2 separate regions of the Homo sapiens genome follow, and region 1 is linked to region 2. Evidence: chromatin loops called from intact Hi-C (ENCODE). Cell type or tissue: GM12878. All regions are shown on one strand. Links, peaks and the distances in the headings refer to the core of each region. The heading gives the core; the rest is flanking DNA.

Region 1 (17,116 bases), core at 7,029-15,028, 120 kb after region 2:
AAGATGCTGAAATTACAGGAACGAGCCACTTCCCCCTGCCTGTTTTTCTTCATTTGTAACTTGCCAGCTTGGGTTGTTTGCCTGTTTGTTTTTTTAAAATCCTTGGAATCTTGGTATTTTCCTCAGCAACTGACAGATGGACTTACTATACTAACAACGTTAAAGATATTAAAGCTTTGTGAGAATTGCTACAAAACTTTTTCCAGGTCAAGCTACTTTCTTTTTCATTTCACTTACTATTTTCTTTGAAACTAAGTTTTAACTTTTTATCATATTAGCTTTTCCCTTTGGAATTTCCTGTTTCACTTCTAAATTTACCAAGGAGGAAGAAGTCTGCCAGCCCAGGCCCAGGGAAGGAAGCAGTTTCTAATCATAGCCCCAGTTTCTGCAAATTGCTGTGGCCACTATGGGAAGCCAAACAGCTGCTCAGGTGAGAAACAGTGTCAAGGCAGCACTACTATAGGTAATCTCAGATAATTCATTTAAAAGTAATCTTGAGATCAATAAAAATTTCAGCAAACTGATTGGTAGTAGGATTTTTAAAACTGGGACTCAGATACATAATAATTCTTGGACTCTGACCTGCTCTCACCATAATTAGTAATGTTTAATGATGTCAAAGACGTGCGAACTCACTGCCCACACCGAAAGGCAGAGTCCTGCTTGTGATCCACAGTGAGCCCCTGCTCTGCACCCCCAGGCATCGATCCCCTGCTTTCTTCTGCATAAACTGTATCTCATCTATATTCTTCTTTTTTTTCTTTTTTTTTTTCTTGAGACGGAGTTTTGCTCTTGTTGCCCACGCTGGAATACAATGGTACAATCTCAGCTCACCACCACCTCCGCCTCCCTGGTTCAAGCTATTCTCGTGCCTAAGCCTCCCGAGTAGCTGGGATTACAGGTGTGCGCCACCATGCCCGGCTAAATTTTGTTATTTTTTTTTAGTAGAGACAGGATTTCTCCATGTTGGTCAAGCTGGTCTCGAACTCCCGACCTCAGGTGATCCACCAGCCTCGGCCTCCCAAAGTGCTGAGATTACAGACGTGAGCCACCACGCCCGGCCATAGCTCATCTATATTCTTAAAAAGCACCTTTCAGTTGAGTTGTTATAAAAGGGATATCATCTATATATAGTCACCTGACCTATTCATACTGTGCCCACTGCTATTACGAGACGCATGCACGCTGCCAGGCGGTGCTCCTGAAGCACCATGTTGACGTGTGCGTGCTATTCCACCCAACCAACAAACCAGGCTACATGTCCTGTCTCCTGCTGCTCAGAACCAATGCCATTTGCAGACACTTGGCTGTCATGACCTCTGAGGAACATTCTTACACATGAATACCTGGGCAACACATGCTCCAGCACAGGGCTCGGCAAGCATTTTCTAAACAGGGCCAGTAGTGGACAAGTGTCCTGTGGCACACAAGAGAACATCCTCATTCTTAGGAAATAGACACTGATGTGTCTAGAGGTAAAGGGCCTCAAGTGGAGAGAGAAGTGTTTGAATTGTGTTCTTTGTCCTATTTTTATTTTTGCAATGTTTTGTATAAGTTTGAAGTTATTTAAAATGAGTAAGAAAGGCCAGACGCGGTGGCTCACACCTGTAATCTCAGCACTTTGGGAGGCAGAGGCGGGCGATCACCTGAGGTCAGCCTGACCAATATGGAGAAACCCCGTCCCTACTAAAAATACAGAATTAGATGGGCGTGGTGGCAGATGCCTGTAGTCCCAGCTACTCAAGAGGCTGAGGCAGGAGAATCGCTTCAATCCAGGAGGTGGAGGTTGCAGTGAGCCAAGACTGTGCCATTGCACTCCAGCCTGGGCAACAAGAGCAAAACTCTGTTTCAAAAATAACATAACATAACATAACATAACATAACATAACATAACATAACATAACATAACATAACATAAGAAAGAATGAAATATCCCCCTGAAAACTTTTTGTGAACATAAGGGAAAGGAATGGGAAATGTCTCAAACAGACTTGCCCCGACTCTTCAAGCGGAAGTGTGTTTTGGTCGCCCCTCACTCCTATGGCCCCGGGCAGGCTGGACGCTGGCACGTATCGCAGGCTGAACCCATCTCACCAGCCAGAGCACGGCCACAACATGCCCGCGTCTGCCTAGAGGAAGGTTTTGCCCAGAGTCACGCACTCCTGGGCAGAAAGCTTTTAACCCCCAGTTGTGAGAGATGCCTGGACACCATGCCTTCATGAGGACGGCTTGTAGAAAGGACCTTCCAGGCCCAGTCAGCCCCGGGAATAAACATCAGTGTTATAATCAGAATGCTTCAGATCATTGCAAAAGAGCTGGGTTTTGTTTTTTGTGGATGGGCCAAACTAATTTATTATGAGACAGAAACTATGGATTCACATGTTTTTATATAAATTAAGGTATTGTTGACAAATAAAAATTGTATATATTTACTGCATACAATCAGAGGTTTACATATATGTGTACCTTGTGGAATGGTTAAATCGAGCTATTACGCATATGTATCACTTCACATACTTTTTTTTTTTTTTTCCCTTTCTGGAGCAAGAGCAGCTACTTTCCCAGCCAGATGATGAGCTTAAAATATGTGAACCCTACCCCACCCCCATGCAGAGTGAGTCCACTCCTCCTCACCACACACACACACACACACACACACACACACACACACACAACTGGCGGCCCCACCAGCAGACTCCGCAACCTCATCACTCACACACACACACACACACACACACACACACACACACACACACACACACACACACCCGGCAGCCCTGCCAGCAGACTCCGCAGCCTGGAAGGCAGGAAGCAGCCTCCAGCCCCAGCAAGAAGGCAGGTCTTGGCCTTTGGCTGACCTCGGCCACGGTGCCCCAGGCCAGCAGGGCAGTTTCCCCTGCCCGGCAGCTCCCCGGGGAGTCGGGAACCAAGTGCAGCCGGCGAAGATGCCACGGGCACCTGAGACACAGGGCTCCATGTTCCCTCTGGGAAAAAGGGACCCCACCCTGTCCTCAATCACCTTCAACACCAGCACATCTCAGCCGCTTGCACTTCGTGAAGCCTTGGGCTGTCTGAGCTCATTCAACCCCTTCTTTAGAGACGGCGAAATTGAGGGCCAGAGAAAGTGATTTGTCCAAATTCACAGAGCCGAGAAACGGCAGGAGATGGATGCCAACCCCAGCCCCGTCTGCCTGCCCAGATGGGTTATTTGCAGCGACCCTCATTCTACTCTCTGCTTCTATGAGCTCAAATTTTCTAGATTCCACATAGAAATCAGGTCATGCAGTATCTGTCTTTCTGGGCCTGGCTTATTTTACTAAGCGTAATGTCTTCCAGGTTTATCCTTGTCACAAATGACAGGATTTCCTTCTTTTTAAAGGCTGAATAGTATTCCATTGTGTGTGTGTGTGTGTGTGTGTGTGTGTGTGTGTACACATATATTAATAAACATATCAACATACAGGTAACCAAAAAGTGCTAGATTTTACGTAAAAATACTCTAAACTTAAAATTACTTAAAAACATCCTAAATTACTGTCTGGGTGTGGTGGCTCACGCCTATAGTCCCAACACTTTGAGAGGCCAAGGCAGGCGGATCACCTGAGGTCAGGAGTTCGAGACCAGCCCAGCCAACGTGGTGAAACCTCGTCTCTACTAAAAATACAAAAATTAGCCAGGTGTGGTGGCGTACGCCTGTAATCCCAGCTACTTGGGAGGCTGAGGCAGGAGAATTGCTTGAACCTGGAAGGCAGAGGTTGTGGTGAGCTGAGATGGTGTCACTGTACCATTTCTATGTTTACGTAAACTTGGATACACAAATACTCTTAACCACAGTGTTCACTGCAGTAACACACTGCACAGGCGTGTGGCCTGGGAGCAACAGGCTCTAGCGTGGAGCCTAGGCGTGCAGCAGGCAGTACCATCTGGGTGTGTGTAAGTGCCCTTTATGATGCCCACACAATGACAAAAGTGCCTAACAATGCATTTCTCAGAACATATCCCTGTTGGTAAGTGATGCATGACTGTGATTCCTTGGAATGACAGAAGCAAATACTAGAGCACCTGTATTTTTATCTAACAGGGATAACGAATTAGGCTTCCCTAGTAGCGGACACACCAGGCCCCAGCCCCTTCCCGCTGCCCTGGTGTCCCCAGAGCAGCAGGAGTCCATGGCTCTGAGAGTTCAGGGGCGCCCCATCAACAAGGGCTTGGCCCAGGGGATCAAAGGCGATAATGAAGAGCCCACGTTTTAACAAAACAAACTGTTATGGGCTGAACTGTGTGCTCTCAAAATTCGTGTGTTGAAGCCTTAACCCCCAGGACCTCAGAATGCTTCCGTTCTTTACAGAGATAATTAAGTTAAAATGAATCCATCAGGGTGGGCCCTCATCCAATAGGACTGGGTCCTTATAAGACAAGGAGATTAGGTCGGGTGCAGTGGATCACACCTGTAATCCCAACACTTTGGGAGGCCGAGGCGGGTGGATCACCTGAGGTCAGGAGTTCGAGACCAGCCTGACCAACATGGAGAAACCCCGTCTCTACTAAAAAAAAAAATACAAAATTAGCCAGGCGTGGTGGCGTGGGCCTGTAATCCCAGCTACACACTGAAATCCCAGCTACTCAGAAGGCTGAGGCAGGAGAATCGCTCGAACCCGGGAGGCAGAGGTTGCGGTGGGCCCAGATCACGCCACTGCACTCCAGCCTGGGCAACAAAAGCAAAACTCCGTCTCAAAAAAAAAAAAAAAAGACAAGATTAGGACACAGATGCACACAGAGAGAAGACCACGCAAGGACGCAGGGAGAGGACGGCCATCTGCAAGCCAAGGAGACAGGCCACAGAGGGAACCAACCTGCCCACACTGTGATCTTGGATGTCCAGCCTCCAGAACTGTGAGCAAATACTATGTCTGTGGTGAGGCCACCCAGTCGCTGGTACTGTGTTTTGGCAGCCTTAGCAGATAAATACACAAAAGCTTAGGAGGGGTTTGTTCCTGCCGGGGATGAAGAAGGACCTGAGTTGTGGCCAACAACAGGCTGCAGAAAGGCAATGCCATCCTGAAGATTTCTCAACTAAGAGTCTGCACCCATGACAGCCCACCGAGACCCTCGCTCCAAGTTTGTGGAGAAAGGGAACCCGCTTGGCAGCATGTGGAAAGACCCCACGATGAGCAGCAGACACAGCAACGCTGCCTCCTACATCTCGACAGCATCTGTGTAAGACTCGCTAGCATCTGGTGCACACACTGTATGAGACAGCAACAGCCAGAACAGACAGCTTTACGTTGATGAACACACAGACGGTGGCGCATGTTCAGAGATGCCGAGGGGACGCCGCAGTTCCCAAAATCACCTCTGCCTTTTTTTTTTTCTGCAGGGGAGCCAATAAAAAAAGCTGATAAAAGATGAAAAGAGAATACTTAATAAGTAAGCATAATTTATTTAAACTTTTCCAAGCAACCTGAGGTACCTGAATACCTGAAGCACTGGCTCTAGCATCGGTTGGGACACGGGACAAGGAGGCAGTGCTCTCCTATCGCCCCTTCCCAGGAGCTGCTGGCAGCAACAGGTTATGGACTACAATGGGCAGGTCACCCACCACCTGTTTATAAATCTTGGAGAGTCTTCCTCAAAAGTGACAATGGCCTGGACGGGGCCCGACTAAGCCCTGCTGGCTGAGGGGCTCAGGACAGGTGACTTCAGAGCACGCTCCCAGATCTCACTAAATGAAATCACAAAGTTCCTGAAGCACAGAGTTCCAATCGCACTTTCCACCATGTAGTCTTGGCTAAGTCTACAGGAGTGCGGCCGACATATGTGAAGAGGAAGAACTCGGGGCACCTGAACCTTTCCTGCTCACAGTGTGTGGGAAGACATGTGCCGGCCTGTGTCTTCACACACACTTCCAGGGCCCGGCCCCACCACAGCCCGCAGCTACAACATAGCACCCCACCACAGCCCGCAGCTACAACACAGCACATCTGCCCTCCACCTGGGCCTGGGATAGAATCAGGGCAACCAAGAGCTCCAGAGGCTTCTCAGGTGCCCATCACAGGTCACAGTCAATTCCATGTGACCAGTGAGGTCAGCCTGAAATGTGTGACTGAAATACAAGAAGGCCGGGCATGGTGGCTCCTGTAATCCCAGCACTTTGGGAGGTTGAGGTGGGAGGATCACTTGAGCCCAGGAGTTCATGACCAGCCTGGGCTACACAGTGAGACCCCATCTCAAAAAGAAAAGAAGTCAGCACTCTGGGAGGCTGACACAGGCAGATCACTTGAGGTCAGGAGTTTGAGAACAGCCTGACCAATATGGTGAAACCCCGTCTCTACTAAAAACACAAAAATTAGCCAGGCGTGGTGGCACACGCCTGTAATCCCAGCTACTCAAGAGGCTGAGGCAGGAGAATCGCTTGAACCAGGGAGGTGGAGGTTGCAGTGAGCCAAGATAGCGCCACTGCACTCCAGCTTGGGCGACACAGCGAGACTCCATCTCAAAAAATAAATAAATAAATAAAAATAAAACGCAAATTATTTAAATACAAAATAAAAATCAATCCCTGTGATGGTTGCTTTTATGTGTCAACTTGGCCAGGCCATGGTACCCAGTTTTTGGTCCAACTCCAATCTAAACATTGCTATGAAAGTACTTTTTAGATGAGATTAACATCTATACCAGTAGACTCTGAATGAAACAAATTACCCTCCATAATTTGGGTGGGCCTCATCCAACCAGTGCAGGCCTTGAAAGAAAAAAGACTGACCTCTCCTAAGAAAGAGGGAATCTTGCCTTCAGGCTGCCTTCAACATCAGCTTTTCCCCGGGTCTTTAGCCTATGGGCCTGCCTTGCAAACGCTGGACTTGCCAGCCTCTACAATTGTGAGTCAGATCCTTAAAATAAATCTCTCTAGACGCACATCCACACGTATCCTGCTGCTTCTGTTTCTCTGGAGAACCCTGACTAATACATCACCTCTACCACCTCCACACCCTGTCATCACGACAAACAAGAAAACACAACTTGTGCATATGAAAACCTTATCCCTGTGGTCTCCTTGACAGGAACAAGGCTACCTCTCAAGAGTCAGTGAAGTTTTTGTTCATATGCACAAGTCTACTCAATTTAACACATACAGTTATTCAATGATCTCTGGGGGCAGCTGGCCCCACTGAGCCATGAGTCCAGGTGGTGTTAAGGCTCACTGGTTTCGTGGAGACTGGTCCTTCTAGGAACAGCTTGAGAAGTTGAGCTTTGGACAGGGATTCAAATGTAATGCAGAACTTCACCACTTCAGCTGTGGGGCTATGTGGTTCTTCAGAGCAAGCACATCTCCTTCTGTGAGTATCTTCAAGGACAAATCAACACTCATCCCCACTGTCCTGGCCAGGAAAACATGACTGCAAGGAGTGACCACACAGGCTCTGAGCATCAAATTTTGGCTATGGAATCAGGTTTCAAGATGAAACCCACTGCTTTCAGAGTGTTTTGGGCTTTTTTCCCCCTCCCCTGTGATGCAAATGTGAATGTGAAGGGGAAAGCAAAGAACAGGGCATGACAAGGTCACAGCGGCTATCACTGTACATCTGTCTTATTCCCATCTAAAAAACCTGGGAGCCACAGTTCAACAGACATCACCTCTGCCCCCATGGAGGGCCAAGCCACAGCCCACGGCATGGGCTGTGCGTGAAGGAAATGCAGTCGTAATAAAGTTGGAGGGGGAGCGACCAGGAAAACAAATGCCCAGTGAGCTTGTGCTGAATAGCACAGATGCACATCAGGCTTAAACCAACACGATGGTGAAAAACACATCCCTAATTTCTTGAGACCATGTTCTAAGAGGCTTTTAACACAAAAAAATTCATACAAATGCAAATCTTGTCCCTGGAATGCTCTGAAATCCTTCTATTAGATAACCCTCCTATTAGAAATCAGGCCGGAGCTGCTGTGGCCATCAGCTCTCTGGATATAAGACATAAAGAGAACAAATAACAAAATGACAGATGTAAATCCCACTACATACATATTTGCATTAAATGTAAATGAACAAGATACTCAAATCAAAAGGCAGAGATTTACAGAGTAAACAGAAAACATGAACCAACTATATGCTATCCACTAGAAACAAATTTTAAATATAAAAATACAAGTACGGTGAAACTAAAAGAACGCAAAAGGACATACCATGCAAAGAGTAACCAAAAGAGAGGGAAGTGGCAATACTAACATTAGACAAGTATTAGACAAAACAGACCTGCGGACAAAAATTACTACAAACATTATGATAAAAAGGTAGTCCCTCTGTGCCTCATAACACATGAAACTCTGGATGACATGATTTTATATGTAGTAAATCCCAAAGATTCCATAATAATTATTAGTTAGAGCTAATAAACGAATTCAGGGAAGTTGCAGGATACAAAAGCAACATGTAAAAATCAGTTGCATTTCTATATTTTAGCAATGAACAATCCCAAAAGGAAATTAATTCCATGTACAACAGCATCCAAAAGATGAAGAATGTAGTGTAAATGAATTTTACTTATTCAAGATATTAGTCTCAAAATGGCTAAATACAAGTTTCAATTTAAAAAAATATAATCAAGGAGGTGAAAGACTTACACACTAAAAAATATAAAACACTGCTGAAAGAAATTAAATACAAACAAATGGAAAGACATCTTTGTTAATGGATTGGAAGACATAATATTGTTAAGATGACAATACAATCCAAAGCCTTCTAAAGACTCAATGCAATCCCTTTGAAAATTCCAACAGCACTTTGTTTTTGCAAAAATAACCCATTTTAAAATTCATAGGAATCTCCAAGGACCCAGAATAGCCAAAGCAATCTTGAAAAAGATGAACAAAGTTGGAGACTTCACTCCTTTTTATTTCAAAACTTACCATAAAGCTACAGTAATTGAAACAGTGTGGCACTGGCATAAAGAAAGGCATACTGGCCAATTAAACAGAACAAAGAACCCAGACATAAACCTTCACATATGTGGCCAAACAATTTTCAACAATGATGTCAAGATCATTCAATGGAAAAAGAATAGTCTTTTCAACAAATTGTGTTAGGAAAACTGAATATCCACACATACATGAATTATGTTGGACCATTACCTTATATAATATACAGAAAAGTTAATTTGGCCTGGCGTGGTGGCTCACTCCTGTAATCCCAGCACTTTGGGAGGCCGAGTCGGGCAGATCACAAGGTCAAGAGATCGAGACCATCCTGGCTAACACGGTGAAATCCCGTCTCTACTAAAAATACAAAAAATTAGCTGGGTGTGGTGGCGGGGGCCTGTAATCCCAGCTCCTAGAGAGGCTGAGGCAGGAGAATCGCTTGAACCCGGGAGGCGGAGCTTGCAGTGAGCCGAGATTGCGCCACCGCACTCCAGCCTGGGCGACAGAGCAAGGATCTGTCTCGAAAAAAAACCAAACACACACACAAAAAAGAAAAGTTAATTCAAAACAGATCAACGCCTAAACATCGGATCTAAAACTATAAAACTCTTAGAAGAAAACAGGAGAAATGCTTCATGACATCAGATTTGGCAATGATTTCTTGGATATGACACCAAAAACACTGGCAACAACAGAATTAATAGACCAGGTGCTGTTGCTCACATCTGTAATCCCAACACTTTGTGAGGATGAGGTGGGAGGATCACTTGAGCTCAAGAGTTCAAGACTAGCCTGGGCAACACAGCTAGACCTTGTCTCTACTAAAAAATAAAATAAGGCTGGGCGTGATGGCTCATGCCTGTAATCCCAGCACTTTGGGAGGCCAAGGCAGGCAGATCGCTTGAGGTCAGGAGTTCCAGACCAGCCTGACCACCATGCAGAAACCCTATCTCTGCTAAAAATACAAAATTAGCCAGGCGTGGTAGTGGGCGCCTGTAATCCCAGCTTGAGTAGCTTGAGGCTGAGGCAGGAGAACTGCTTGAACACGGGAGGCAGAGGTTGCGGTGAGCCAAGATTGCGCCATTGCACTCTAGCCTGAGCAACAAGACCAAAACTCTGTCTCAAAAAAAAAAAGAAAAAAGAAAAAGAAAAGAAATAAAATAAAAAGTAGCTGCACGTGGTGGCTCACACCTGTAGTCCCAGACACTCAGGAGGCTGAAGTGGGAGGATCGCTTGAGCCCAGGATATCAAAGCTGCAGTGAGCCATGACTGCACCACTGAACTCCAGCCTGGGTAACAGCCTAGGTAACTCATCTCAAAAAATAAATAAACAATAGATAGTACCCAAAGCAATCTACAAATTCAATGCAATCTACAGGTTCAATGCAATCTACAGATTCAAAGCAATCTACAGATTCAATGCAATCTACAGATTCAATGCAGTCTCTATCAAAATACCTACCATATTCTTCATGCAAATAGAAAAAGAAATCCTAAAATTTGTGTGGAACCACAAAAGACTTGGAATAGCAAAAGCTATCCTGAGCAAAAGAACAAGGCTGGAGGCATCACACTACCTGACTTCAGAATATACTACAGAGGCTGGGCATGGTGGCTCCCGCCTGTAATCCCAGCACTTTGGGAGGCTGAGGTGGGCGGATCACCTGAGGGCAGGAGTTCGAGACCAGCCTGGCCAACATGGTGAAACACCGTCTCTGCTAAAAACAAAAAAATTAGCTGGGTGTGGTGGCGCACGCCTGTAATCCCCAGCTACTCAGGAGGCTGAGGCAGGAGAATCGCTTGAACCCGGGAGGCGGAGGTTGCAGTGATCCAAGATTGCGCCATTGCACTCCAGCCTGGGTGACAGAGTGAGACTCCGTCTCAAAAACAAAACAAAACAAAAAAAACTACAGAGATATAGTAACCCAAACAGCACACTATTGTCATAAACACAGACACATAAACCAATGGAACAGAATAGAGCCTGGAAATAAATGCATGCATTTGCAGCCAACTGATTTTTAACAAAGGTGCCAAGAACACACAATGAGAAAAGGATAGGTTCTTCAATAAACGGTGTTGAGAAAACTAGATACACACATACAGAAAAATAATATCAGACCTTGGCTTCTCAACATAGACAAAAATCAACCCGAAATGAATTAAAGACTTAAATGTGGCCAGGTGCGGTGGCTTAGCCTATAATCCCTGCGAAGCCCAGGCAGGGGGATCACCTGAGCTCAGGAGTTTGAGACCAGTCTGAGCAACATGGTGAAACCTTATTTCTACAAAAAAACACAAAAATTAGGCGGTGGCTCACACCTGTAATCCCAACACTTTGGGAGGCTGAGGCAGGAGGATCACTTGAGGTAAGGAGTTTGAGACTAGCCTGGCCAACATGGTGAAACCCTGCCTCCACTAAAAATACAAAAATTAGCCGGGCATGGTGGTGCACACCTGTAATCCCAGCTACTCAGGAGGCTGAGACAGGAGAATCGTTTGAACCTGGGAGACAGAGGTTGCAGTGAGCCAAGATCGCGCCACTGCTCTCCAACCTGGGCGACAGAGTGAGACTCCGTCTCAAAAAAACAAAACAACAACCAACCAAAATTTAGCCAGGCATGATGGTGCACACCTGTAGTGCCAGGTACTGGAGAGGCTGAGGTGGGAGAATTGCTTAAGCCCAAAAGGGCAAGGCTGCAGTAAGCCATGATTGCCCCACTGCATTCCAGCCTGGGTGACAGAACGAGACCTTGTCAAAAAAAAAAAAAAAAAAAAAAAAGGGAGAAGAAACTCCCTAACCATTAGCAGTTATTCTCACTTTTTCTACCCGTTCTTCACTGATCCTCTCTCCCCTGCTTTCTGGCCCCAGGCAATCACCTGTCTACTCTCTGTCTCTGTATATTTGCCTATTCTGGACTTTCCCCCTTGTATCTAACTGTAAATGTGTATCCTTTGACCAACATCTTCCTCTCTCCCCTTCCGCCAGCCACCCCAGCCTCTGGTAACCACCATTCTGCTCTGTTCTTCTGTGGCATCAGCGTTTTCAGATTCCACATGTGAGTGAGATCGTGCAGTACTTGTCTTTCTGTGCCTGGCTTATTTTGAGGAAATAAAGCCTCAAAAGCAAAGGCCACAAAAGAAAAAATAGACAAATGGGATTACATCAAACTAAAAATGTTCTGCACAGCAAAGGAATCAATCAACAAAGTGACAATCTACAGAATGCAGGAAAATATCTGCAAACCATATAACTAATAAGGGATTAATAATGAAAATATACAAAGAATTCAAACAACTCAATTGTAAAAGATCTGAATGGATATTTCTCAAAAGAAGGTGTACAAGTGGCCAACAGGTGTATGAAAAAATGCTCAACATCGCTAATCATCAGGGAATCCAAATCAAAACCACAATGAGCTATCACCTCACACCTGTCAGACTGGCTCTTGTCAAAAAGGCAAAAGATAACAAGTGTTGTCCAGGGTGTGGAGAAAGGGAAACCCTTGTACACTGTTGGTGGAGATGTAAATCAGTATAGCCATTGTAGAAAACAGTGCCGGGGGTTCCTCAAAATATTAAAAATAGAACTACCATATGACCCAGCAACACCACTGTTGGGTATATATCTAAAAGAAATGAAATCCGTATGTCCAAGAGATCGCTGTACCCCATGTTTATTGCAGCACCTTTCACAACAGCCAAGACATGGAATCAACCTAACTGTCCATCAACAGATGAGCAAGGCCGGGCCTGGTGGCTCACATCTGTAATCCTAGCACTTTCAGGAGGAAAGGAGGATTGCTCCAGCCCAGAAGTTCAAGACCAGCCTGGGCAACATAGTGATACCCCATCTCCATTTAAAAAATAATTAAAATTAAAAAAACAAAAACAGGCCGGACACGATGGCTCATGCCTATAATCCCAGTACTGGGAGGCCGAGGCAGATGAATCACTTGAGGCCAGGAGTTCGAGACCAGCCTGGCCAACACGGTGAAACCCCTTCCTCTACTAAAAATGCAAAAAAATTAGTCAGGCTTGGTGGCACCTCCTGTAATCCCAGGTACTTGGGAAGCTGAGGCATGAGAATCACTGGAACCCAGGAGGCGGAGGTTGCAGTAAGCTGAGATCACACCACTGCACTCCAGCCTGGGTGACAGAGTGAGACCCTGTCTCAAAACAAACAAACAAAAACTGGATTATGGTGATGGTTGTTGCACAGCTCCAGAAATCTTCTAAAAATTATTGTATAGTTGTCCCTGAAACAACACGTGTTTGAACCATGCGGGTCCACTTATTTGCAGACTTTTTCCAGTAAAAGTTACACGGTGTATGCCTGCCTCTCTAGCCCCTCCTTCCACCTCCCTCCACTTCTGCCTTTGCCACCCCCAAGACAGCAAAACCAACCCATCCACTTCCTCCTCCTTGGCCTGCTCACTGTGAGCTTTTTGAGGATGGAGACCTTTCTGATGATCCACTTCCACGTGATGAGTAGTCAGTTTATTTCCTCTTCCTCATGATTTTCTTAACAACATTTTCTTTTCTCTAGCTTACTTTATTATGAGAACACAGTATGTAATACATATAACTTACAAAATCTCTGTTAATCAACTGTTTATGTTATCAGTAAGGTTTCTGGTCAATAGCAGGCTATTCGTAGTTTTAACTTTTGGGAAGTCACGTAGTTTTAACTTTTGAGAAGTCAAAAGTTATACTTGTCCAGCCTGGCCAACATGGTGAAATCCCATCTCTACTAAAAATATAAAATTAGCCAGGCATGGTGGCGGGTGCCTGTAATCTCAGCTACTCAGGAGGCCGAGGCAGGAGAATCGCTTGAACCCGGGAGGCAGAGCTTGCAGTGAGCCGAGACAGAGCGAGACTCCGTCTCAAAAAAAAAAAAAAAAAAAAAAAAGGTTAAAGGCCAGGCTCGGTGGCTAACGCCTGTAATCCCAGCACTCTGGGAGGCAGAGGCAGAGGCGGGCAGATCACCTGAGGTCAGGAGGTCGAGATCAGCCTGACCAACACAGTGAAACCCCCTCTCTACTAAAAATACAAAATTAGTGGGAGTGGTGGCGCATGCCTGTAATCCAAGCTACTTGGGAGGCTGAGGCAGGAGAATGGCTTAAACCCAGGAGGCAGAGGTTGCAGTGTGCCAAGATCGTGCCATTGCACTCTATCCTGGGCAATAAGAGCGAAACTCCATCTCAAAAAAAGTTACACTCGGATTTTCAACTGCACAGGGGGTTGGAATCCCTAACCCCCTCGTTCACAGGCCAGCCAAACGTATACTTAAAAGTAGGTGAATTTTATAAAGTAGGTATATTATACCTCAATAAACAAAATTTTTGTTTAAAATTTTTGTTTTTAAAGCATGCTAATATTTTTAAATTGGAATTGGGTTAAATTTATAGATCAATATGAAGAGAACTGATGTCTTTACTATGTTGAGTGTTCCAACCACTGACCATGGTATGTTCCCCCATTTACTTAAATGATCTTTGATTTCTCTCATCTTCAGCATACAGATCCTGTAAGTCTTATTCAATGTATACCTAAGTATTTGATTCCTTTGAAGCAAACGAAATGTTGTGTTTTTAAATTTAATTTTCTTTTTTTTTTTTTGAGACGGAGTCTCGCTCTGTTGCCCAGGCTGGACTGCAGTGGCGCGATCTCGGCTCACCACAACCTCCGCCTCCCGGGTTCAGGCGATTCTCCTGCTTCAGCCTCCTGAGTAGCTGGGACTACAGGCGCACGCCACCATGCCCAACTAATTTTTGTATTTTTAGTAGAGACAGGGTTTCACTATGTTGGCCAGGCTGGTCTCGAACTCCTGCCCTTGTGATCCGCCCGCCTCGGCCTCCCAAAGTGCTGGGATTACAGGCGTGAGCAACCACGCCCAGCCAAATTTAACTTTCTAATTGTACATTGCTAGTACAGTAGTCCCCACTTACCTGTAGTTTCATTATCTGCAATTTCTGTTTCCCCAGTTATAGCTGCCTACAGTCAACTGCCCTCCAAAAATAGGTGAGTGCATACAAAAAGATATTTTGAAAGAGAGAACACATTTATATAACTTTTATTCAGTATATAATTATTCTATATTATGAACAGTTATTGTTGGTAATCTCTTACTGCGCCTAATTTGTAAATTAAGCTTTATCATAGGCATAGATGTATAGGGAAAAAAACCACAGTACACGGAGGGTTCTGTCTTATCTCAGGTTTCAGGCTTCCATTGGAACGTATCGTCCATGGATAACAAGGACTGTTGTAAACAGAAATAAGGTCAGCTTGTATAGTGTTGACTTTGCATGTATCTCCCCATGGATAAGGGGCACTGCTGTATGCAGAAATAAGGTCGCCAGGCCGGGCCCGGTGGCTCACGCCTATAATCCTAGCACTTTGGGAGGCCGAGGCAGGCGGATCACCTGAGGTTGGGAGTTCCAGACCAGCCTGACCAACACGGAGAAACCCCATCTCTACTAAAAACACAAAATTAGCCAGACATGGTGGCACATGCCTGTAATCCCAGCTACTCGGGAGGCTGAGGCAGGAGAATCGCTTGAACCCGGGAGGCAGAGGTTGCGGTGGGCCGAGATCGCACCATTGCACTCTAGCCTGGGCAACAAGAATGAAACTCTGTCTCAAAAAAAAAAAAGAAAAATAAGGTCGCCTTCTGTGTGTTGACTTTGTATCTTGTGACCTTGCTAACCTCATTAATTAGTTCTAGTAGCTTTTTCATAGATTCCCTGGATTTTCTATGTAGATAATCATGTTGTCAGCAAATAGGGACAATTTTCCCTTTCCAATTTGTATGCCTTTTCTTTCTTTGTCTGATACTATTGCACTGGCTAAAATAAGGTTTTTAAATTATGTCAGTGTAATTAATCCATGCTTTATCAATGGCCTCTAAGGGTTGGCTAAATTTTAATAGGAAAAACAATGAGAATAGCTTGGACATGTTAGTTAAAACTTCACACTATAAAATATGTTTTGGGTGGGCGCGGTGGTTCACGCCTGTAATCCCAGCACGTTGGGAGGCCGAGGTGGGTGGATCACCTGAGGTCAGGAGTTTGAGACCAGCCTGGCCAACATGGCAAAACCCTGTCTCTACTAAAAATACAAAAATTAGCTGGGTGTGGTGGCAGGCGCCTGTAATCCCAGCTACTCGGAAGGCTGGGGCAGGAGAATTGCTTGAACCCAGGAGGTGGAAGTTGCAGTGAGCCGAGATCACACCATTGCACTCCAGCCTGGGCAACAAGAGCAAAACCCTGTCTCACAAAAAATAAAATAAAATAACATAACATAAAAGAAAAGAAAACAAAGGAGGGAGGGAGATGTTAGCTATTATTTAAACCCAAAGTCACCTTTAGCATTATAAACTTGAGTATGTGCACAAAGATACAGACACAAGCATTGACTGTAGTGGTGAAAAACAGTAAATAACTATAATGTCAATCAACAGGAGGCTGATAAAATTATGAAACATCCACACTACAGAATACTATAGTGATTTGGCCGGGCACAGTGGCTCATGCCTGTAATACCAGCACTTTGGGAGGCTGAGGCGGGCAGATCACTTGAGGTCAGGAGTTCAAGACCAGCCTGGGCAACATGGCAAAACCCCGTCTCTACTAAAAAGACAAAAATTAGCCGGGTGTGGTGGTGCGTGCCTGTAATCCCAGCTACTCAGGGGGCTGAGGTGGGAGAACCACCTGAACCCAGGAGGCATAGGTTGTGGCGAGCCGAGTTTGCGTCACTGCACTCCAGTCTGGGCCACAGAGTTAAGACTCTGTCACAAAAAAAAAAAAAAAAAAAAAAAAAAAAAAGGAATACTATACGGTTATTTAAAAGATTGAGGGAAATCTGTGTGTACAGACTATATATATCAACATGTAAAGATTGCTAAGATCTTTAAGTAACCAAACATCATTAAGTGAAAAATGTATGACGATAATATATGCAATATGATCTCACTATGTTATTTAAAAAATTACTTATGCACAGAAAAGACTATTATACTACTTAGAAGTACCGAGGGAATTTCACTTTTAGTATACACGGTTCTATGCTGTTTAATGTTTTTAATGAACTATAGTTTTGTAATTTTTCTCATCACTTTATCATTTTAGTCTCTCTCTCAGGCTGTATCCGAGAGCCACACTTTTCAGACCCTTGTATCTTTACTCTTCAGGGACAAACC
Region 2 (8,000 bases), core at 1-8,000:
GGCTCTATGAGAGCAGGTAGGTTATGCCTTATGTGACTTTGAAGTGACCTCAGTGTCTACCTACATGCACAGGTTCTTTGTACAAGACCACATCTTCATTCCTCGTGAGTGTATTTGAAACTTTGAATTGTTCAAGAGTTCTAAATGTTTACAAAGTTGATGTTTGGTTATTTATATTGAGAAAAGAAGTGAGAAGATGTCATAATTAGTTAACTACTCAGTCCTGCAGTTATCATCAAAATGGAAACAGGGACCAATGCCCAAGTAATATCCAACCTTTTCTTTAAATTTTGATATGTCTGCAGGGAAGGAAATAAGAGTCCATGGTTAGGCTGGGCGTGGTGGCTCATGCCTGTAATCCCAGCACTTTGGGAGGCTGAGGCGGGTGGATCACCTGAGGTCAGGAGTTCGAGACCAGCCTGGCAAACATGGTGAAACCCCATCTCTACTGAAAATACAAAAATTAGCCGGGCATGGTGGCCTGGCCTATAGTCCCAGCTACTCAGGAGGATGAGGCAGCAGAATCGCTTGAACCCGGGAGGCAGAAACCTCTGCAGTGAGCCAAAATGGCACCACTGCACTCCAGCCTGGGTGACAGAGTGAGACTCCGTCTAAAAAAAAAAAAAAGCCATGGTTAAAATCAGAATTTATTAAAGGCTGGGATCTTTTGTCCATGATAGTAGACGTTCTGACTTTGAACTTCGACATTTTGGCAGGAAGGAAAGACTGGGCTTCCCCAGCTTGAAGAGTATCCAGTTTAGTGAACTTCGGCTGGTGTAGGTTGTTTCTCTAGAAATCACTGACAAGTCACAAGACCCTGCGGGGTAATCAGGATGATTGGCCCTGCCCTGACTCCTCTATCAGGGACACTCGTGGTAGCTCCCGGTGTTAAGTGGCGTTATGGTCACATTCCATCATTCTATCCTGGCTTCATTTTTAGACCTGATTGGACCTTATGAGGAGAGCTGCCTTGGCAGGAAACAGTACCACCCTTCTGTCTTCCCTGTGCCATCTCTGTGGCTAAACCTAATTCAGCAGTCAGAAAAACATGAAATGATAGCCTCTATGGGGTTCAGTGGACAGAGGAGAAACTGTCAGCATCTACTGCTTGTTCCCCTAGTCCCTGATGCTTGGTCCTAAGAGGTGCTCTCACTGTTCATGACGGGTATGCTTGTAAAGGATTCATTCACCTTGGCAAGATAATCATTAAGAAATTGTCAGAGAAATCCCGAGTCATGCAGAAACCTTTATTTAAAGGAGTAACTGAGATATTTAAAAATCTGTCATTACTAATAGTTATAATTTATACAAGAGTCTTACAGTCTTCCAAAGATGTGAAATATTTCTTCATTCACAGGTCAAGGTGGCCATGCATATCTTAAGGAATGGTTGTGGTGGGCTGGACTGCTGTCAAGTATGTATAAAGAACATTGCAAGAAAAATATGATAGCTATATATTAAAATATTTGCATATGGTATTATAGCCTCATTACTAGCAAGTTTTAAAGGTTTAAATAATCTTTTTTTTTTTTTTTTTGAGACAGAGTCTCACTCTGTCACCCAGGCTGGAGTGCAGTGGCGTGATCTTGGCTCAGTGCAACCTCCACCTCCTGGATTCAAGCGATTCTCCTGCCTCAGCCTCCCAAGTAGTTGGGATTACAGGCGTGCCACCACCACGCCCAGCTAATTTTTTGTATTTTTAGTAGAGACGGGGTTTCACTGTGTTGGTCAGGCTGGTCTCAAACTCCTGACCTCAGGTGATTCACCTGCCTTGCCCTCGCAAAGTGCTGGGATTACAGGCGTGAGCCACCGCACCCGGCCTACTTTTTTCATTTTTGTGAGTACTTAGTAGGTACTTATAGGGTACATGAGATACTTTAATAAAGGCATGCAATTCATAATAATTGCATTATGGTATCCATGGGTTATCCATCCCCTCAACAATTTATCCTTTGCAGGACAAACAATCCAGTTAGTCCTTTTTTTTGTTTTTGAGATGGAATCTTGCTCTGTCGCCAGGCTGTAATGCAGTGGCCCATCTCGGCTCACTGCAGCCTTCGCCTCCCGGGTTCAAGCGATTATCCTGCCTCATCCTCCTGAGTAGCTGAGACTACTGGTGCGCACCACTATGCCCAGCTAATTTTTGTATTTTTAGTAGAGACAGGGATTCACACGTTGGCCAGGCTGGTCTCGATCTCTTGACCTCGTGATCCGCCCACCTTGGCCTCCCAAAGTGCTGGGATTACAGGCGTGAGCCACCATGCCCAGCCGTTACTTATTTATTTATTTTTTGAGACACAGTCTTGCTCTGTTGCCAGGCTGGAGTGTAGTGGCACCATCTTGGCTCACTGCAACCTCTGCCTCCTGGGTTCAAGCGATTCTCCTGCCTCATCCTCCTGAGTAGCTGGACTACAGGTGTGCGCCACCAAGCCCAGCTAATTTTTGTATTTTTAGTAGGGAAGGGGTTTCACCATGTTGCCCAGGATGGTCTCGATCTCCTGACCTTGTGATCTGTCTGCCTCAGCCTCCCAAAGTGCTGGGATTACAGGTGTGAGCCACCGTGCCTGGCCTCTTAGTTATTTTTAAATGTACAATTAAATTATTATTGGGCCGGGCGCGGTGGCTCACACCTGTAATCCCAGCACTTTGGGAGGCCAAGGCGGGTGGATCACTTGAGGTCAAGAGTTCAAGACCAGCCTGGCCAACATGGTGAAACCCCGTCTCTACTAAAAATAGCAAAAATTAGCCGGGCGTGGTGGCAGGCGCCTGTAATCACAGCTACTCGGGAGGCTGAGGCCCGAGAATCGCTTGAAACTGGGAGGTGGAGGTTGCAGTGAGCTGATAACTGCACCACTGCACTCCAGCCTGGGTGATAGAGTGAGACTCAGTCTCAAAAAACAAAACAAAAAAAATTATTATTGACTGTAGTCACCCTGTTGTGCTATCAAATACTTGATGTTATTCACCAGGTATTCAAGTCTTTCTATTTGTCGTACCCTCATAGTGCATTTAAATGGAACGACAAGGCTTTTTTTTACCCATCTGATTAAAACATGTTTGATAGGCCTGTGCATTTTTAAAATTTCTGCTCAATTTAAGGTAATTTTGAAAGTTAAGAGGAGAATTCTGTTTTAATTTGTTGCCCCTCCATTTGTTCTCATTCCAAATTAAAAAGAGGTATGTATTTGATAAGACTTACCAAATAAAAATACAAAAAATCACCATGCCTATTTTGGTAATAACTTTTAAAAAGGCACGTGGAAAAAAATTATTCTGGGCCGGGCGTGGTGGCTCATGCCTGTAATCCCAGCACTTTGGGAGCCCGAGGTGGGTGGATCACCTGAGGTCAGGAGTGAGACCAGCCTGACCAACATGGAGAAACCTCGTCTCTAGTAAAAAAAAAAACAAAAGAATTAGCTGGGCATGGTGGTGCATGCCTGTAATCCCAGCTACTCGGGAGGCTGAGGCAGGAGAATCGCTTGGACCTGAAAGGCAGAGGTTACAGTGAGCTGAGATTGTGCCGTTGCACTCCAGCCTGGGCAACAAGAGTGAAACTGTCTCAAAAAAAAAAAAATATTCTGAAGACACTGAGCCTTGACTGACTGTTCAGTCAACAAATACTTATTGATCATGTCTTGTATGCCAGGCATTGTTCTAGGTGCTGGAGATACATCAGTGAGAGGAAAAGACTGAAAAATCTCCACCCACATGAAGCTTACATTCTAGGTGGGAGACATTAAACAAGATAAAGAAGTTATGTGTTTATGTGCCTGTGCGTGATGATAAATGGGAAGGAGAAGGAGTGAAGTCGGAAGGAGTGTTGTGAAATGGAGGATAGATAGGTTTATTAGGATGTTAGATCTGCAGCCAGGGCCAGCCTCGCTGAAAGGTATTTGGGTAGAAGATGTAAAGGAAGCGAGTGATCTGCCCATATGATATTTGGGGGAGAAACCCTTGAAGCAGGAGGAAACTGTAACTGTGAAGGCCACGAGTGGGGAGCATGCCAGGCCAATTAACGTGTGATACATAGCCCTCAGTGACTCCCCTCCTGGTATTCACACCTTTCTCTAATCCCCTTTCACAGTGAATTAGTGCAGTTCAAAACGGTGTGATCCAAGAATACCACAGAAGTGATGATGTGTGTCTTCCGAGGTGAAGCAGAGAGAGGCATTGCAGCTTTTTCCTGATTCCTTGGATTGCTCACTTTGAGAGAAGCCAGCTGCTGTGCTCTGAGGACACTCAGGCAGCCATGGAGAGCTCCCCAGGCTCTCACTGTGCCAGGACCTACTTGCCAGTCCTGTGAGTGAGCTACCTTGGCTCACCTGTTGTGTATTAAAAAATACACAACAATAGTCAGTTGGAAGGGAAAAAATGGATGAAGAGTTCTAAGGTTCTGGCATTATCCAGAAGGAAATAAAGCTAAATATTAATATTAGACTTCACAGGTTAAGCATACACGTAATTTCTAGAGTATTCAGTTAAAAAAAATAGAAGATTGTGTATAATTTCCTAATTAGTTAAAAAGCTTTCTCCAAGCTTTTTTTTTTTCTTTTTGAGAAGTCAGTCATACATAAATGGAAATTAGATAGTAGAGAGTATCCTGGATAAAAAGATATTTGAGACATTGCAGCCAAATTCCTTGATTGAATTTTAACAGTAACCATATTTAAAAGACATTTTGGGAATTAAAGAAGAAAGAGTTTAACAAGAGAAGAAAAAGGCAAATTGTAGAGTGTAAATGAAGATAATTGTAATATGTTTAACCAATAAAAGATTTACATCTGAAATATATAAAGAATTACCTTAAATCAATTAGAGAAAACAGGATAAACTTTAACAGCTACTTCCCTAAAAGATTTCATAGGGTTAATAAACAAATGAAAATGGGAAATGCAAATTGAAGGCATAACAGAATCATCCCATACTCCTAACAAAGATCAGCAGGGAGAATGTGGAGCAAAGGGAGCTCTCATACGCTGCTAAATGAAAATTGGCATAACTTTTGGAAAAAGCAGTAGCCAAGAGGGATCCTTTTGTGAGATCATGCCTCTGCCCTGTGTAGGATTCCTCAGTAGCTTTTCAATTTAGATAATTCCTTAGTGGGACTTAATTTCCCAGTGTTCTAAAATTTCTTATCTGACAGCCCATATCTAATGCCATGACACATAGTAGGATACCTTCTTTCATCACCAGCACTTTATTCTTTTCCCTCACTGTTTTTCTTCATAACACTTTTAACCTCTTGGCACATGTGCTTGGTTTGTCTGTCTTCCCTCACTAAAAGTTTTATGAGAGGCTGGGCGTGGTGGCTCACGCCTGTAATCCCAGCACTTTGGGAGGCTGAGGCGGGTGGATCACCTTAGGTCAGGAGTTCAAGACCAGCCTGACCAACATGGTGAAACCCTGTCTCTACTAAAAATACAAAAATCAGCCGGGTGTGGTGGCGGGTATGTGGGCCTGTAATCCCAGCTACTTGGGAGGCTGAGGCAGGAGAATCGCTTTAACTTGGGAGGTGGAGGTTGTAGTGAGCCAAGATCACGCACGCCATTGCAGTGCAGACTGGGCGACAGAGCGAGACTCTGTCTCAAAAAAAAAAAAAAAGTTTTATCAGAGCAATGTCTTTGTTTTGCACCCTGCTGTATATCCTGATTCTAGAACAGGACCTGGTGTATAGCATGATTTGCATTTTTAAAAAGAGCAAGCTGGGCACGGTGGCTCACGCCTATAATCCCAGCACTTTGGGAGGCTGAGGTGGGTGGATCATTTGAGGTCAGGAGTTCAAGACCAGCCTGGTCAACATGGTGAAACCCCGTCTCTACTAAAAATATAAAAATTACCTGGGCATGGTGGCGCCCGCCTGTAGTCCCAGCTACTCGGGAGGCCGAGGCAGGAGAATTGCTTGAACCCGGGAGGTGGAGGTTGCAGTGAGCTGAGATCGTGCCACTGCATTCCAGCCTGGGCGATAGAGCAAGACTCCATCTCAAAAAAAAAAAAAAAAAAAAAAGGACCAAATGAAAAGGACTTGGGGGAAGAGTACCTTTACCTTCATGTCGGCTTCTTCTCAGTGATTTTTATTTACTGTCCTGGGATATAAGTATCTATTTAAAATTTTTATTAAAATGCCTTATGTCAGCATGAGCTAGATTTCTTCCGTTAGATTTACAGATATGTGTTGTTTCTAGAATGTTTCTAATTGACTTGGACTCTTACTGTAATAGAAATTTACAGACCCATAACCCTTATTAATAAATTGGAGAGGCTGGGCGCAGTGGCTCACGCCTGTAATCCCAGCACTTTGGGAGGCCGAGGCGGGCAGATCACGAGGTCAGGAGATCAAGACCATCCTGGCTAACACGGTGAAACTCCGTCTCTACTAAAAATACAAAAAAATTAGCTGGGCATAGTGGCGAGTGCCTGCGGTCCCAGCTACTTGGGAGGCTGAGGCAGGAGAATGGCGTGAACCCGGGAGGCGGAGCTCGCAGTGAGTTGAGATCACACCACTGCACTGCAGCCTGGGCGACAGAGTGAGACTCCGTCTCAAAAAAATAAAAATAATAAATTGGAAAAATATGGAGGTTACTAAATACAGTTGAAATAATATATAGATAGTGCATAAAATGCCGGCATTTCCAAGTTGAGTACATACATTCTTACCTGAGTTTTTCTTTTGTTGTCTGTCTCTAAGTGGGAGCTGGTGAGGTGGCCAACTTCGCTGCGTATGCGTTTGCACCAGCCACTCTAGTGACTCCACTAGGAGCTCTCAGCGTGCTAGTAAGGTAAGGACACGTTTTTCATGTAGAAACAGTAGTCGGTATCTTAGTTTCTAAAATATTCAGTACCATCTAATTAAATATGTTCAACACAATTTACATTTCAACAACCTGGAGAACTTCGCTTTTTACACTACGTAGTAATTGCTTTTAAAAAGTTACTTCTGTGCATAGGCAGGCTATTGATTTGTGGGAGAAAATGCTTTGTCTTGCTTGTATTCAGAGCCAGTACTAGTTCTACTTCGATTTCAGTTTTTTAATATTCAAAGTTGGCTGGGAACAGTGGCTCATGCCTGTAATCCCAGCATTTTGGGAGGCCAAGACGGGTGGATCACCTGAGGTCAGAAGTTTGAGACCAGCCTAACATGGTAAAACCCTGTCTCTACTAAAAATACAAAAATTAGCTGGGCGTGGTGGCGGGCACCTGTAGTCCCAGCTACTCAGGAGGCTGAGACAGGAGAATGGCTTGAACGCAGGAAGAGGAGGTTGCAATGACCCGAGATAGCACCACTGCACTCCACCCTGGGCTATAGAGCGAGACTCTGTCTCAAAAAATAAATAAATAAAAAATAAGTAAAATTCAAAGTTACACTCATCCCAGTATTTATCATTCAGTGCATGTGCACTTTGGTAGGGTCTGGTTGGTAATGAGTAGATTTCTTTTTCTTTTTTTTTTTTTTTTTTTTGAGGCGGAGTCTTGCTCTGTCGCCCACGCTGGAGTGCAGTGGCACGATCTCGGCTCCCTGCAAGCTCCACCTCCCGGGTTCACACCATTCTCCTGCCACAGCCTCCCGAGTAGCTGGGACTACAGGCACCCGCCACCACACCTGGCTAATGTTTTGTATTTTTAGTAGAGATGTGGTTTCACCATGTTAGCCAGGATGGTCTCGATGTCCTGACCTCGTGATCCACCCGCCTTGGCCTCCCAAAGTGTTGGGATTACAGGCGTGAGCCACTGTGCCCGGCCAATGAGTAGATTTGCATGCCTGGCCTGGAGTGCTTGTTTTGAATGAGTGATCTGAGATTTGTCCCATTTCTGCTTTGTAATGATTAGCCCAAACAACTAAGCCCATATTGATGTCTGGATCTTGGTTACTATTCCCAAAGTAGATTGACTGATTTTTATCTGTTTTTTTTTCCCCAAAAAACTATATGTAAAACAGGGTTATGGTATAAGTCATTGCCCTTTACCCTTAATTTTCTTTGTAGTATTTTGTTACTGTATTTATT

What was found. A loop is a pair of places that touch in the nucleus more often than their neighbours do. Peaks named below come from ENCODE experiments on the same cell type or tissue, not always from the same donor. Only the 100,000 strongest peaks of a DNase experiment are listed, where the experiment ranks them.
Region 1: a loop joins it to region 2, with 2.6 times the contacts of the local background. A loop is called at or near these places in 4 of 110 quality-filtered maps.

The regions. Positions count from the first base shown.
Region 1 is chr15:22,961,641-22,978,756 of GRCh38, forward strand. The region is part of intron 1 of CYFIP1 (cytoplasmic FMR1 interacting protein 1); the gene reads right to left. Among named protein-coding and RNA genes, the nearest start is that of CYFIP1, 10 kb to the right of the region's middle. RefSeq lists a silencer at 5,380-5,546 and enhancers at 5,398-5,897, 14,926-15,425, 15,426-15,927, 17,057-17,116. In GM12878, for the core only: no CTCF peak of the experiment used is centred there; a DNase peak (open chromatin) is centred at 11,911; H3K27ac peaks cover 266 bases.
Region 2 is chr15:22,851,855-22,859,854 of GRCh38, forward strand. It overlaps NIPA2 (NIPA magnesium transporter 2), which reads left to right. Exons shown (of 8, transcript NM_030922.7): 4 at 1-16; 5 at 1,358-1,414; 6 at 6,686-6,776. Among named protein-coding and RNA genes, the nearest start is that of NIPA2, 17 kb to the left of the region's middle. In GM12878, for the core only: no CTCF peak of the experiment used is centred there; no DNase peak of the experiment used is centred there.